Regions from separate parts of the Homo sapiens genome. Here regions 1 and 2 are each linked to region 3. The links are chromatin contacts, found by Hi-C or POLR2A ChIA-PET in ENCODE. All regions are on one chromosome and are shown on one strand. Each heading gives the region's core, a stretch centred on a gene start or an enhancer-like site at or near the end of the contact. The rest is flanking DNA. Distances are from core to core; before and after follow the strand shown.

The links. A loop is a pair of places that touch in the nucleus more often than their neighbours do. ChIA-PET counts read pairs that join two places held with the same protein, here RNA polymerase II (POLR2A). Pooled maps may share reads with other maps.
Region 1: a map with no recorded cell type shows a loop between it and region 3 (5-fold over the local background). The contact joins the promoter of AMER3 here to the enhancer-like site in region 3. A Hi-C loop is called at or near these places in 1 of 37 single-sample maps with no recorded cell type and 1 of 50 pooled maps.
Region 2: a loop to region 3 is called in a map of mammary epithelial cell, with 6 times the contacts of the local background. The contact joins the promoter of ARHGEF4 here to the enhancer-like site in region 3. A Hi-C loop is called at or near these places in 16 of 168 maps with a recorded cell type or tissue (B cell, CD4-positive, alpha-beta T cell, CD4-positive, alpha-beta memory T cell and 11 more), 23 of 37 single-sample maps with no recorded cell type and 24 of 50 pooled maps. POLR2A ChIA-PET finds 5 or more read pairs at or near these places in 12 of 52 experiments (A549, CD4-positive, alpha-beta T cell, CD4-positive, alpha-beta memory T cell and 8 more).

The regions. Positions count from the first base shown.
Region 1 is chr2:130,752,294-130,756,942 of GRCh38, forward strand. AMER3 (APC membrane recruitment protein 3) reads left to right here and starts at 3,247. Exons shown (of 2, transcript NM_152698.3): 1 at 3,247-3,381. It overlaps LOC124907890 (a long non-coding RNA gene), which reads right to left and starts at 3,589. Exons shown (of 2, transcript XR_007087239.1): 1 at 3,390-3,589. RefSeq lists enhancers at 3,023-3,522, 4,401-4,649.
Region 2 is chr2:130,833,474-130,838,314 of GRCh38, forward strand. It overlaps ARHGEF4 (Rho guanine nucleotide exchange factor 4), which reads left to right and starts at 3,441. Exons shown (of 14, transcript NM_001367493.1): 1 at 3,441-3,519. The coding sequence starts at 3,481. It overlaps ARHGEF4-AS1 (ARHGEF4 antisense RNA 1), which reads right to left and starts at 3,521. Exons shown (of 2, transcript NR_186036.1): 1 at 2,837-3,521.
Region 3 is chr2:130,794,593-130,799,507 of GRCh38, forward strand. No RefSeq gene overlaps it. Among named protein-coding and RNA genes, the nearest start is that of ARHGEF4, 40 kb to the right of the region's middle. RefSeq lists silencers at 2,953-3,102, 3,413-3,662. Within about 2 kb of position 3,044, at least 36 of the 41 ENCODE cell types and tissues checked have a DNase peak (open chromatin) inside an H3K27ac peak, as active enhancers do; they include B cell, CD8-positive, alpha-beta T cell, GM12878 and 5 more, where a contact is called at or near this core.

The DNA.
Region 1 (4,649 bases), core at 1,997-4,496, 42 kb before region 3:
TTTTCAACAAATTATGCTGGGAAAACTGAATAGTCACATCAAAAAATGAAACTGGACTCTTACCTTCTGCCATATACAAAAATTAACTAAAAATTGATCGAAGAGCTAAAAGTATAAAACTTTTACAAGAAAACCTAGAAAATCTTTGTGACATTGGATTTTGCAATGATTTATTTGATATGACACCAAAAGTTCAAGAAATAATACACAAAATAAATAACCTGGACTTTATCAAAATTAATGAAAACCACTCATCAAGAGTGACAAGGCAATCCACAGAATGAGAAAAAATATTTGCAAATCATCTACTGGGTAGGGGATTAACATCCAGAATATATAAACAACTCCTAGAACTCAACAATAAAGACAAACAATCTAATTAAAAATGGAGAAAGGACTTGAATAGATACTTCTCCAAAGAATATATACAAATGGCCAATAAGCATATGAAAAGATGCTCAATATCACTAATCATTAGGAAAATACAAATCAAAACCACAATGATATACGACTTCACAGCCATCCTAATGGATGGCTACTATTTATAAACAAATAACAAACAAACAAAAACACACAGAAAACAACATGTTGGCGAGGATATGGAAAAATGCTCTACATTGCTGGTGGGATGTCAAATTGTACACAGTGGAGAACAGTATGATAGTTCCTCAGAAAATTAAACATAGAAACCATTATGACTCCAATATGGCACTTCTGTGGTTTATATTCCAAAGAACCAAAAGCAGGAACCTAAACAGGTATTTGTACATTGCTGCTTATAATAGCATTATTCACAATAGCCAAAGGTGGTGCAACCCAAACGGTCCATTGACAGATGAATGGATAAACAAAATGTGGTCTCTACACACAATGGAATAATATCCACTCTTAAAAAGGAAGGATATTCTGATACATGCTGCAACACGGATACACCCTCAAAACATTATGCTAAGTGAAATAAGCCAGCCACAAAAAGACAGATACTGTATGATTCCACTTCTATGAGGTACCTAGAGTGGTCAAAATCAGAGAAAAGTAGAATAGTGGTTCCCAGCAGCTACGGGGAGAGGAGAATGGAGTTTTAGTGCTTAATGGGTACAGAATTTCTGTTGGGGTCAGGAACGTGTTTTGGCAATAGACTGTGGTGATGGTTGCACAACAGTGTGAGTGTAAATGCCACTGAACTGTACACTTAAAAAGGGGTAAATGGTAAATTTCATATTATGTATATTTTACCACAATAAAGAAAAAGAAACCGGCCGGGCGTGGTGGCTCACGCCTGTAATCCCAGCACTTTGGGAGGCGAGGAGGGCAGATCACCTGAGATTGGGAGTTTGAGGCCAGCCTGACCAACATGGAGAAACCCTGTCTTTACTAAAAATACAAAATTAGCCAGGCGTGGTGCTGCATGCCTGTAATCCCAGCTACTCAGGAGGCTGAGGCAGGAGAATCACTTGAACCCGGGAGGTGGAGGTTGCAGTGAGCCAAGATCACACCATTGAACTCCAGCCTGGGCAAGAAGAGTGAAACTCCATCTCAAAAAATAAGATAAAAATTTTTTTAAGAAAAAGAAACCAACTGTTCACTGTTTGGAAATATGAAATAAAAAAGTTTTTAAATATTGAAAATTTTAAAAGAAAAAGAAACAGCTCAAAGCAGTAGGTCTGATGGTACCCCACAAATGCAGCTGACGTGACTGGCACAGTGGATGGCCGACTCATTTGTGCCCACAGTCAACTCTTTGGCCTGCCAAGAAAGCAAGGGGTGGTGTGGCCAGAAGGTCTGAGACCCTGGGGACAACCAAGTGACCAGAAAGCTAGTTCCAGGAAAGAAAAGGTTTACAGCCACTGCTCAAAAACACAGATGAGAAATCTAAGTCAGTGTTTTGTGTGTGTTTTTTTGTTTGTTTTTTTTTTTTTTTTGAGACAGAGTCTCGCTCTGTCACCCAGGCTGGAGTGCAGTGGCACAATCTCGGCTCACTGCAAGCTCCACCTCCTGGGTTCACGCCATTCTCCTGCCTCAGCCTCCTGAGTAGCTGGGACTACAGGCGCCCACCACCATGCCTGGCTAATTTTTTTTGTACTTTTAGTAGAGAGGGGGTTTTGCCATGTTAGCCAGGATGGTCTTGATCTCCTGACCTTGTGATCCGCCCGTCTGGACCTCCCAAAGTGCTGGGATTACAGGCGTGTAAGTCAGTGTATTGTAAAAATAAAATGTAAGTTCACATTAGAATAATATTTAAGAAAAATCATTCAGTGGTATCTGAACTGGGTAGCCTAGTGTAAAAGATTTTTCCAGGAGTCCCTGGGGAAGACCTGATCCCACATCTTGGGGAAATAAAAAATTTGAAATATATATTTTCATGTTACCCAAAAGTTAGGGGTGTTTGAAAACTGTCTGAAATGACAAAGTAGAAGGGTTGGAACAGTTTGCAGTGGCCGAACGATGACCATGTGAGCATCGAAAATGAGCAATTGTCACTCACTGGAAGAAGCTGAATCTGTAATTATCCTCACAATTACATGATTTTATAAGACACATTAAAAAATCCTTAAATGCAAAAGCGGGGAGAGCCTAATAAGGAAGGCTAATGCTTACTAATTTTAACAAGAGGAGGACTGTGGGGTCTGCGGGAGTCCTACCCCTGACTTGGGGTGTATGTGGCAACGAGGCAGAAACTGCCTTCTGTCCTACCTAAGAGAAAGACAGGGAACTCCCACAGCCAGGATCTGCCAAAAAAGGTCAAGACTACCAGCAACATGGGCGAGGGGGCCTCTGGGGTCACGTTGAGTTAGTCGCTGCATAGAAAGAGGGCTCAAATCTAAAAAATGCAAGAGGGTAGGTCACCCAAGGGTGGGGAAGGTCTTGGCTGGAGGATGAAGGGGCCTCTTGTCTCTGGGGCGAGGCGATGTCAAGGGGAATGACAAACCAAACCAGTCCAAAGCAAGGGGACTCTGTGTCCTGGGTTCTCAGACAAGGTGACCGGGAGGGAGCCCACCAAGCTCAGGGAAAGGCCTGGCCTCCGTCATCCACCTGAGCTCTGCCTTCCCTTCAGCCTTAGCCTCAGCGTGGACCCGGGACTCCTGCATCCTCCCGTCCTGCCCCGCCTGGGCACACCACGGCCGAGAGCCTCCTGTTGGCATCAGCCTCTCCCCAGCACCGACTGTGCGCTCCCGCTCCCCCCTCCTCCCCACAACCCCGCCCCACACTACTGGCACTGCTGCCTGAGCCTTCCTGGAGTTACTTAATCCACCCCAGCCCCAGGCACTGAACCACGCGTGCAGACCCCTCGTCCTCAGTTCTGCGGAGACAGAGTCCCCACAGCATTTCTGCTCCTCCCTCAAGACTGCGGCAGAGCACAGCACCAGTAGACCCCACACAGTGAGTACCTGTAGGGCAAGTGCCTCTTTCGTTCTCTTAATAATAGAGTCAGGTCCCTTCTCCAAGGGAAGACCCTGCCTTGCAGCCCCAGCCTGGCCTGCCCCTTCTTGCAGGCCCGCTCCGAACCCTGGGTAAGACTCGTGACGAGGCTCCGGGTGGCCGAGCCCTTCCGAGAGTGCTGCGGTCGGCAGGGCTGGGCTGGCTCTCTGGGCTGAGGGGGAGGGGCTCCCACACCTGTGCGCTCCCGGAAGAGGGGACAGCGGCGGGGGCGCCGTGCGCACGGGGGCGAGGGGAGACGACTGCACCTGAGGGAGGCGCAGCCGCAACCGGGTGGGAGGCAGAGACACCCAGAAACAGAGACGGGGCGATACGAACAGACAAAGCCGGCTCGAGCGCGGCCCGAGCGGCGGCGCAGGGAGGCGGCAGCCTGGCGGAGCAGCCCCCACCGCGGCCGGCGCGCCCCCTCGCCACCCCTGCGCGCCAGCGCCGGCCCGCCCCTCCCGCTGGCCTCTGGCGGCTTAACCCTCGCCTGCCCGACCCCGCGGGGCCCCTGGAGCCGCGGTGGGTGGGTGCGGGCGCCGGGCCTCCCCCTCCCGGCCGCGGCGCGCGGCGCCGGGAGCTGACCGTGGTGCTGAGCGCGGCTCGCGCTCCGACGCGGTGCCCGAGCCTGTCGCGGCCGCGCCCTGCTGCACTGCGGGCCCCCAGCGGTAAGTCGCCAAGGCCCCGAGAGGCTGCGTTGGTCCTGCCCCGCGGATGTGGACCCCCGGGGAGGGCAAGGATTGGGGAATTTGGTGCATTCTCTGGCGCGATGGACGGGCTGAGGGCAGGAAGCAGGGTCGACACCCTCCACCCAGCGGTTCCCGGCGCAGTCAGGGGCCTGGGAGCGGTGACCCTTTTAGGTCTGGGCTAGGGAAGCGGAGAAACCCTCCGCCGGCGGATGCAGGAGCTGAGGGAGAGCCAATATCGCTGTGAGGCCCATCTCCTTGCCCCTGGGCAGGCCAGGACCGCCCAGAGGCGCCCTCCAAGGAGGTGGGCCAGGACCTTCCCTCCCCAGAGGGCCCTTTGTCTCCCCAGTGTGGGGGTTGGGTGGCTTGGTGGTGCTCTCACCGCAGATTCTATTTCTGTTTTATTCCCCATTCCCACCCCCACCCCAGAGCACGGTCGCTTTCCCTCCGCACAGTGGCCCTCACTCCAGCCCTCCCATGACAAGGCAGCCTACTACTGAGAACGCTATTGCCCCATAGCTCTACCGCCAGCCCAGTTTCCAG
Region 2 (4,841 bases), core at 2,191-4,690, 39 kb after region 3:
GGGAGGGAGGGAATGTAACTTGAAGAGTTGGGGACGAGGCAGTGAAGCCTCTCTCCTGGGCATTGCCTCCTCCTGGGCCCAGCCTAGAGGGAACACCAGTGTCCCTGCGCCTTTCTGTGGCTGACCGCCAGCCACTGCCCCTCGCTGACTGTCGGAGCTGGCTATCTGCAGGCCCTGCCCGCGTGTCAGGGGTCACTTGGTCTGAACTCGGCGCTACATATTCACCCCGGAGAATGCCATCATTAGGGTCAGCCCAGCTTTCTGACCTGAGGAGCTCTTTTAAGATTCTGTTTCCGCCGGGTGTGGTGGCTCATGCCTGTAATCCCAGCACTTTGGGAGGCCGAGGCAGGCGGATCACGAGGTCAGGAGATTGAGACCATCCTGGCTAACACGGTGAAACCCCGTCTCTACTAAAAATTCAAAAAAAAAAATCAGCTGGAGGTGGTGGCGGGCGCCTGTAGTCCCAGCTACTCTGGAGGCTGAGGCAGGAGAATGGCAGGAACCTGGGAGGTGGAGCTTGCAGTGAACCAAGATCATGCCACTGCACTCCAGCCTGGGTGACAGAGGGAGACTCCGTCTCAAAAAAAAAAAAAAAAAAGATTCTGTTTCCAACGTGTCCCTGATTTCTGTCCCCCACCTATGACAGCTGTACAAGCAGGCCGGCTTCCCACCAGGCTAGCTGAAGGCTCATGCCCTCCTCACAACGGCTCCCCTGACTCACCAGCAGTCAGACAGCAACACGTGGGTGGTCCTGGACTTTACATCTTTGGAGCTGGTCAAGGACCAGGGACGCAGGGATCGTCGGCAGAGATTACAGGAGGCCAGAGTCTAGGAGCAAAGCTGCAGGGAGAGGCACCAGCCCCAGCCTCCCTAGTGGGCAGTCTGTCTGGTGAGCTCTGGCTGCTGCCGCTGCCGTAGCCGGCTGGCTGCCTGTTTCCCAGGTCAGCACACCTCCCCCTGCCTATGCCTTACTCCATATTCTTGCAAAAATCCCTTTCCTGCTAGAGTAGCCAGGGGAAGTTTCTGTCTTTTGTGACTCAGGCCCCAGCTGGTAGTGTAGGTCTGTCTATATGTAAGCCTGTGGTCTCTGGGCCAGAGAAGTAAAGCAAGTGGCCCAGGCTGCCCAGCGAGGAAAGCACAAGCCCCTGTAAGTTCCATCGGTCCACCCCGTGCCCACGCTCTCTCTGCCACTTGGAATCTGCTGCGATGTTTTCTGTCCTACCACTCACTTCACTCCCCTATGCTGCTGAACCTGTTTAATTGCCATATGTGACAGACAGGAAGTCGGGGTCATATTTAAACATGGGACGCTCCACTGACTAGAAACTCTATTGTACAAATCCTTCAGCGACTCAAACAGGCCTGCCTTTCTTATTTTTAATAACGGCAAAAGAGAGAGCACACCACAGTGCAGTCAAGTCCTCCTAAAACCATGTTCACCAGAAGGAAAAGACAGACATAAACTACCTTTGATTTATTTCCCCTCGAGCATTGGATGTCACTTCTCTAGGGAGGCTGCGCTGTGGCAGGGATCTGGGCGTGCGGGGACACAGCAGGTGCCTGATGAATGGAGCCATCATGACGGTTATGCTCCAACCTGGGGTCTGATCCTCTGCTAGACGGCGAGCCTGGCCCAGGCCCCATAGCCTGAACCAGGGGTTCTCTAAGTGTGGTCCCAGGGCCAGCAGCTTCAGGGTCACTTGGAAACATGTTAAAATGCAAATTCCCAGGCCCCACCCCAGATCCTGTGAGAGGGGGGCAGCGGTGAGGGGCAGCAGCCTAAGCTCTATGGTGTCCTCCACGTGGTTCTGACTCAGGTCTGAGAACCCAGGTCCAGGGCTGTCCACTGGTCAGAGGAGTCCAGACAACAATGGAACCTGTGGCCAGGGGTTGTGTATTTTCACTGGACCTCCCCCCTCGCCAGGGGATTAGCACTTTAAGCCTTCAGAGAAGAGCGAATTAACTTTTGCTAAGCACCTGTGAGGTTTAATTTCTCACGTACTCTCCATGGCAACCCCACCAGGCGGTCATTCCTCTCGAATGTTAAAGATACGTGTTTAGAGCAGATGATCATGATTACACAACTGGTGTGCAGCACAGCCAGGTGCCCAGATCCGAATCCCACACCCTCCTCCCACCACCATGGGCCTCAGGGACATGCTTCTAGCACAGTCATGGACCCTGAGTGACATAAAGGCTGTGACAGGGGACGCAGGATCTTCAGATGGCCCCACAGTGCCTCCTCTGAGTATCTATCTCCCAAGCTTCTCGCCTGGCCTGGTTGCTGTGAGGGCCTGGGGAGAGGCAGAGACAGGTTGGGTGTACGGAAAATGCACACTCTGCCAGGCACCCCTGACACGCACTGCTGACCAGGCATAGCGTTCAGTGGGGCTAGGACTTGGACGAGGGTGCAGGCTTGAGCAGGGGTGCAAAAAGCCAGTCTGGGCAGATGCTCTCCCTCTGTGGGGCGCCGATCTCAGAAATGGTGGACAGAGCAGGGCTGCAGTATGGTGCACATGGGCCTTGGGGTCTTAGCTTTCGTGGGCCTCTTCCTGCATAAAATAAAATAGTTAAAATTAGAGTTTACAACTGCATTCATATAAAGATGAATATACTCCAGGCTAGATTCATTATTATTTTATTATACTCAGTTTTTTTCTTCTGATTTAAAATAGTGCGGTCCTAGGGCTGGTTAGAGTGTTTCCTGGCAGGCCCTGTCTCCTTAAACCCCTGCAAAGAAAGCAGCGAGGACTTCCCTTTGCCCCTTAGCAGAAAGCTGCGCTCCTTAATGGTTACGGGTGTGACCATTCACTTACATCCTATCTGCAGGACATACCTGGAAAGGTAAGTGGGAGGCAAGAGGGAGCTGGAGGCCAAGACTTCGGTCCCAGATATCCTAGTCCACATTTGTCCCCACCAGGTGTGTGAGTGCCGGCGCGCTGCACAGCCTCCCTGGGCCTCCGTTTCCTCAACTGGTAAACAAGAACGCTGGGCGGACTGAACTCTGAAAGTTCTGGGAGCTTGACAATCAGAACTCTCAGCAGAGAGGCCGCCCCTGCTCTCAGGAGGGCGGAGGCACCTGAGTCTCCAGTGCGGAGGACAGGCCGAAGCGCTGCGTTGGAGATGTGCAAATGCGCAAGAAGCGTGCTGCTTTCTCTCTGAGAAAACACTCCTAGGCTTCAAGGGGGCCCAAGAGCTCGACTGGGCGGGATGATCCCGGCGGCCCCTGGGCCGGGTCTGTGGACGGCTCTGCTGTGTGCCTGTGCGTGCCCAGTCCCGCGGGTGACCAAAGCCCAGGGGCGGGCAGGGCAGGAGCCTGGACCTCACGTGCCTCCAGTGGCCAGGTTTGCGGGGGCGGAGCGTCCGGGCGAGGGCGCGGGGGCGGACCCTAGGGCGGGGCGCGGGGTGGCGTCGGTGGAGCCGGCTCGGCGGCGCGGCTCGTAGTGCTGCGGCCGGGCTCCGGGCGTCCCGGCGGCCACCATGCTCAGCGTCGTGCACTTCCTCCGGAGCTTCTTCAAGGTGAGAGCCGGCGTCCGGGACTTGCGGTCGGGCTCCCGGCGCCCTGCGCGGGTGGGGAGGAGCACAGCCCGCGCTGGCTGCTGCGCCCCGGGCCGTCCCCTGGGCACCCGGTGGGTGGGGACACCCTCGTGGCTCCCCGCCGCTCCCAACTTTCCGACGTGCAGACCGGAGGCGGCGTCCTGCAAAGTGGGGCCGTCTCGAGCGCGGGGAAGGACGGGGCTCCGTTGGGGGCGGTAGGGACGGCGGCCCGGGGCGAGCCCCTGAGAGGGCAAGGGCGAGCGCCTGAGCCGGCCTCCCCGCACCTGGACCGTCCTGGGCGCGCGGGGCACTCGGAGCCGCTGCCTGGACCGGCCTGGGCGCGCAGGGCACTCGGAGCCTCTGCCGCTTGGCGCAGTACCAGCTGTTTTGGGAAGGAGGGCTGGTGCCGGCCCGGTGGGTACGGGAGAAGTGGTTGCTGTTGTTATTCCCCAGGCTGAGAGTACGCGAGGGCGCAGCAGCGGCAAGGGGCTGGAACTGGGGTCGGGGCTGTTGGGCTCCTGCTCGGGGTGCCCCCTCTCTGGCCCGATTTCCGGGCCCGCTCACCATCCGGGACCCACTCAGTTGGGACGCCTCCACCTCGCTGCCCCCACAGGAACCCCAAGATGGGCCGGGGGCTCCGGGGCACTGTCAGGGGTGGCCGGCCACAGGTTGCCAAGCCCGACCTCCCCAGGTGAGCCAGCGGGAGGGCGGTTGCGACGCTGGGTGGTGCTGAGCTCCGATGGGCTCCTACTCCGGGAGCAACTGCATGAAAGGAGAGGCGGGGAAGAGCCACCAGCTGTCAGCTGCAGGTCCAGGGGGAGGCAGACCTGTGTGGGGCTGTCGGGGCGGGAGGGCGGGAGGGCGCCCTACTTGGCTGTGCAGCCATCTTCTCCCGGAGTTGAAGACGGGAGGTTGAGGTCGGAGTTCTGTGGCCCTGAGAGCTCTAGTGAAAGGGGCAGGAAGCCAGGTGACCCAGGGCAGACCTGCAGGAGCCCTGCCCTCAGCCTATCCGCTGGCCTGGCATCAGCTCCCACCCCCAGCGATAACGAAGTGATCGCTGGCATCAAGAGTGGAGAGGGCCGGACAGCCGGGAAGGCAGCCTTTCAGGAACCTGTGCTGGTGAGTGTAGGAGATGGCTTGGAAGAGCTCAGACCCCCTTCAAATGCCGACTCTGTCATTGAGGAGGTGTACAATCTTGGGACAATCACATAACCACCTGGGTCTTTGTTTTGAAAAATGTGGGTGATGTTTCCATGCCCTCCACACCTTTCAGGGTTAGTGTGAAGGTCTTATTAGAAAATGTG
Region 3 (4,915 bases), core at 1,794-4,293:
GTAGACACAGGGTGTTGGCCAGGATGGTCTCGATCTCCTGACCTCGTGATTCGCCCACCTCAGCCTCTCAAAGTGCTGGGATTACAGGCGTGAGCCACTGCGTCCGGCCATCTTTTTGTTTTTTCATCAATATTTTTGTATATGATTTGTGCTTTTGTGTCTTGCTAATGAAATCCTTACTCACTGCAAATTTATAAATATAGCCTCCTACCATTTCTTCCGGCAGTTTCAAATGTGGTTTGTTACACTTAGGTCTTTAACCCACATGCAATTTATTTTTGTTCATGATTTAAAGCAAAGATCCAACTCTACTTGATTTTCTAAATGGATAACCAATTGTTCCAGAAAATTGATTTACCGGCCCATACTTTCCCCATGGATCTGCAAGCTCTGTCACAAACCAAGTCTCACTATGTGGGAGGGGCTGCTACTGGGATTTGGTTCCTTGGTCAGTTTTTTCCCTGTGCCAGTACATTCTGCCTTAATTATGACATCTTGAATATCTGTTGGGCAATGCTTACCATCTTGTTCTTTATTTTTATAATGGTCATAGCTCATCACTCTTCCATATAAATTATAGAATCAGTTTGACAAGTCTCCCCCTAAAAGCTGCTCAGATTTTAGTAGAATTGCAGGAAAGTGCATGAATTTGAAGATAATTGACATTTTTTCACATATATTGCTCCATTTATATAAACTTTCTTTAATGGCTTTCTTTTCAGTTTTGCCATTTTCTCTATGAAGGACTGCATCCATTTTACTTTTTATTCATAGAAACCTTATGTATTTCATTGCTATTATAAGTGAAATTTTGAAAATACATATTCTAAGTTTTTCTTGCTAGGGCATTTTCATTTTAGGAGGGCTCAAACCCCACAGTGTGGAAGAGAACCACTGGCTTGTGTGGTCTGGCAGCTCTGCCTCCCACTGCACTGGGAGCCCCACGGTCAGGCTATCCTCAACCCAGCAACTCCCTGTCCTTGCCTGCTTAGCAGCCAGGGGCCATCTCAGAACAGCCTGACTGCTGGCTCATCTGACTGTGGCTGGTTACACTTCCTGTTGGGTCATTGATTCAGTGTGAGGACAACAGCTCCAAGAGGCCTCTGGGTGCTATAAACTGACCAGGAGGTGAATGGCAGGGTTTCCTGACAGCAGGAGAGATTCGGGAAAGACAGTGTGGTCAGAGCCACCCAGGAGTAACCTACAGGCCAAGGGACAGAGCAAGTGTGCCATGGGGCCAAGTGTCTATGACAGCATGCCCTCCTTCCTTCTCTGAGCAGGGGGCTAGGGTCACCAAATCAGCTGCCCAGGACTGAGAAGTTTATCCAGATGAAGGACTTACAGGGCTAAAATTGGGAAATCCCAGGCAAACTGGGACCTGCTGATAACCCCACAACAAACATGAGCTGAACAAGATGAGTCCACAGAACCAGCTACAAAATTTGTGCAAAGCCTCACATACTGGGACCATTTGTGATAACCCAGGCCCCATCCTATGCAGCCAGCCGGTCCCACCTGTCCCTGCTCTCCAGAAGTGTGACAGCTCATGGGCATGGGTGGGAACAGTGTAAGCCCCACATCCAGATGAAAGGAAGGAGGACTGCTAGAAGAGCAGTTCCCCATAGAGATGGCCCATCGATTCCTGCAGCATGTCCTGCTGGAACCTCCGCTGGCTCCCATTCCCTCAGTCTCTGAATTGGTCTACCCTTTCTTCCAAGTCCTTCCCTCCAGGGCCCAGGCCCATCTCTCCATTGTGTAGGCCAGTGGTTCTCACACTTAACAAAAGCACCAGAAGAATATATGACAGAGGCTGTATGCAGTGACTCAACACCATTGCAGTCCCACCCCAGAGCGTGGGGAGAGCCAGGCTGCAGGGTGCAAAGCCCCAGGCCACTTCCTGCTGACTGTGGCTGCCAGACCACTCAAAGCCCTCGGCCTTCCACAGCCTTCTCCTCTGTCACCTCTGCAGGTGTGCTTGCCTCTGTCCCCCTCCCACTCTGCATTCCTGAGCTCTGCAGGGCCCTGTATCCTCTTACAAGGGAGTCATGCATGGGAAATAGACCCTTCCAGCCTCCAGGGCCCTGAGAGCCATGCGTTTTCTTTCTTTCTTTTCTTTTTTTCTTTCTTTTTTTTTTTTTTTTTTTTTTTTTGAGACGGAGTCTCGCTCTGTCACCCAGGCTGGAGTGCAATGGCACTATCTTGGCTCACTGTAAGCTCCGCCTCCCGGGTTCACGCCATTCTCCTGCCTCAGCCTTCCGAGTAGCTGGGACTACAGGCGCCCGCCACCACGCCCGGCTAATTTTTTTGTATTTTTTAGTAGAAACGGGGTTTCACCATGTTAGCCAGGATGGTCTCGATTTCCTGACCTCGTGACCCTCCCGTCTCGGCCTCCCAAAGTGCTGGGATTACAGGCGTGAGCCACTGCACTTGGCCCATTTTCATTGATTAACTGTCTGCTGGGGACCCTGGCTAGACCCGACTCTGGGGGCTTTTTCTTTCTTTTTCCTTTTTCCAGACAGAGTTTTGCTCTTGTCGCCCAGGCTGGAGTGCAGTGGCTCGATCTCGGCTCACTGCAACCTCCGCCTCCCGAGTTCACGCGATTCTCCTGTCTCAGCCTCCGGAGTAGCTGGGATTACAGGCGCACGCCACCACACCCAGCAAATTTTCGTATTTTTAGTAGAGACGGGGTTTCACCATGTTGGCCAGGCTGGTCTCGAACTCCTGACCTCAGGTGATCTGCCTGCCTCAGCCTCCCAAAGTGCTTGGATTACGGGCTTGAGCCACCGCGCGGGGCCTCTTTGGGGGCTTTTCATAAGGGTGTGTAGAATGTCAGTAAGAGGCTGCTTCTTCAGAGCCCTCTTCGTGCTACATAAGCCGGGCAGGGTGGATAGAAGTGGGTCTCTTGCTGCCTGTGGCCCTGAAACCCAGCCACGGGGCGGGGCCTGACTTCTTAGCGCAGTCCCCCTGCCGCGTGGAGGACCCTGCTCTCCGGCCCAGCATAGAGCGACTCCCTCCTGCCAGCAGGGGGCGCGCGGAGCTGTCTCTCCGGAGGCTCCCGGCGGCTCAGTCTCGGAACCCGCAGCCGGGAGCGCAGGGCGGGCCACACAGGGCGCCAGCACCTCCCACGAGCTCCGCGGGCCTCGCATCCGGAAGACGCCCCGGCTGACCGCGCGAATGGCTCGCGCTGCCGCGGACACCCGCCTGCCAGGGACGGGGCCTCTCTCCTGGGCCGTTTCATCTCACCGAGAGCGAGATCCGCTTTCCTAGAGGCTGGGAGGACCAGGCCCGGGCACAGGACTGGCTTCGCACCACTGGCCCCGCAGTCGGGTCCCCGGGGACGCGCCACGGGTCACTGCTGCCTGCTAAAGCGACACAAGGCGCCTTCATTCCTCAGGCCGAGGCGGCCGAACGCCTTGGCTCTGGCCGACAGTGAGCACCCACTGCGAGTCCGCACACACTGCAGCGCCCCCGGGCACGCCCCGCAGTCCGCCCAGCGTCCCCCGGGGCGGGGCACAGCCAGAGGACGGCCCGAGAGCCCTGCTGTCCCCGTCAGCGCCGCAGGAGGGCGCGACTTCCCCGCTGGGCCGAGGCCTTTGCCGGGCCCTCTACTGTACGCCGGTCCTAGGGCTGGGACCGCCGTCCTGGACCGACCTCAGCCCACTGTTCTGCGGAGGCCGCGTGTTGGGCGACAGCAGCCACCCAGCCCGGAAGCAGCCGTTCCGAGCGCAGGGGCGCCAAGAGCCCCGCGCCCCGCCTGTGCGCCGGCCCTGAGACTTGGAACGATGGTGCAGGCAGGAGGGGTCACCGGTAGGGATGCCACTGGAGGGACTGGGCCGTCCACACGGACCAGCTGACACACTAAGTGCTGGGTACACAGCAGGACAATGGCAAGGGCTGCTCAGACTGCGTTTTTAAAATCGCCTCACCACGAAAGACAGAAAGTAGGGAAGGGTACCTTGCTGTGGCCAAGGCCGCCCTCGCTGAGTCAGCTGGCATTCCCACGACTCCACGAGTCCCCAAAGGGCTTGTCAGAGCCCAGCGGCACCCTCGCCCTGGAAGTGCCCTGCGTCCTCCTCAAGAGCCTTATTTGGGACAGAGATCAGATCAACCGCGCCACCACCCTCCCACCCACCTTCCACATGTGATAGGGTCGCAGGAATGGGGAGCCTCGCAGAGGCGCGGCGGCAGCTCTCGCCTGCCAGTGACAGCCCACCTCCCACTTTAAAACAGGACGTTCCGAGTCCTGGTTCCACATGTTCAAAAGGCCGTGGCATGGGGGAGTGGGCCTACACCTGAGCTTTGGCTGCGAAAACACTCATTTCAAGGATAGCTGCTAGGCGCTGCCTTCCCCCATCCCCCTGCTGTTGGCCCCCATCCAAGCATCTCCAGCCTCTGCCAGGCCCTGCCCCCTTCCCCGCCCTCTATGGCCCTGAAGTGGGAGCCGGCTCAGGGCTGCAGGCTGCCTGCTCAGCGCCGGCACTCGCAGGCCCATCCCTGCTGTGAGCAAACAGACCAGTAGCATCCCTGAGACAGAGATGGACACCACTCCTGGGTAGGAGGGCAGGCTATGGACATCCGTTGCTGGAAAAGCTGGGAAGAGGGCTGGCAGTGGAGACGCTTCAGGTGCACCGTGTGGACAGACAAGGTTGCAAGTGATGCTGGTCCTCAAGGTATCAGGTGTGAGTCATCCCAAAAGGACCCTGCCTAAGAGGGTGGCCTGTCAAGAGGAGCCTTCTGGGGGCACAGCAGGGCCAGGAGTTGAGACATAGGAGGTTGCCCAGAAAGTGTGGGATGCAGCTTAGGCAAAGTGCAGAGGGTGAGCCCCATATCTCCCAAAAGAAGACCACAGATGCCCTAGCCTCTCTCCCCCACGCCCTGTCAGGGCCACCATGAGGGATGACCCTCTGTAGCCACA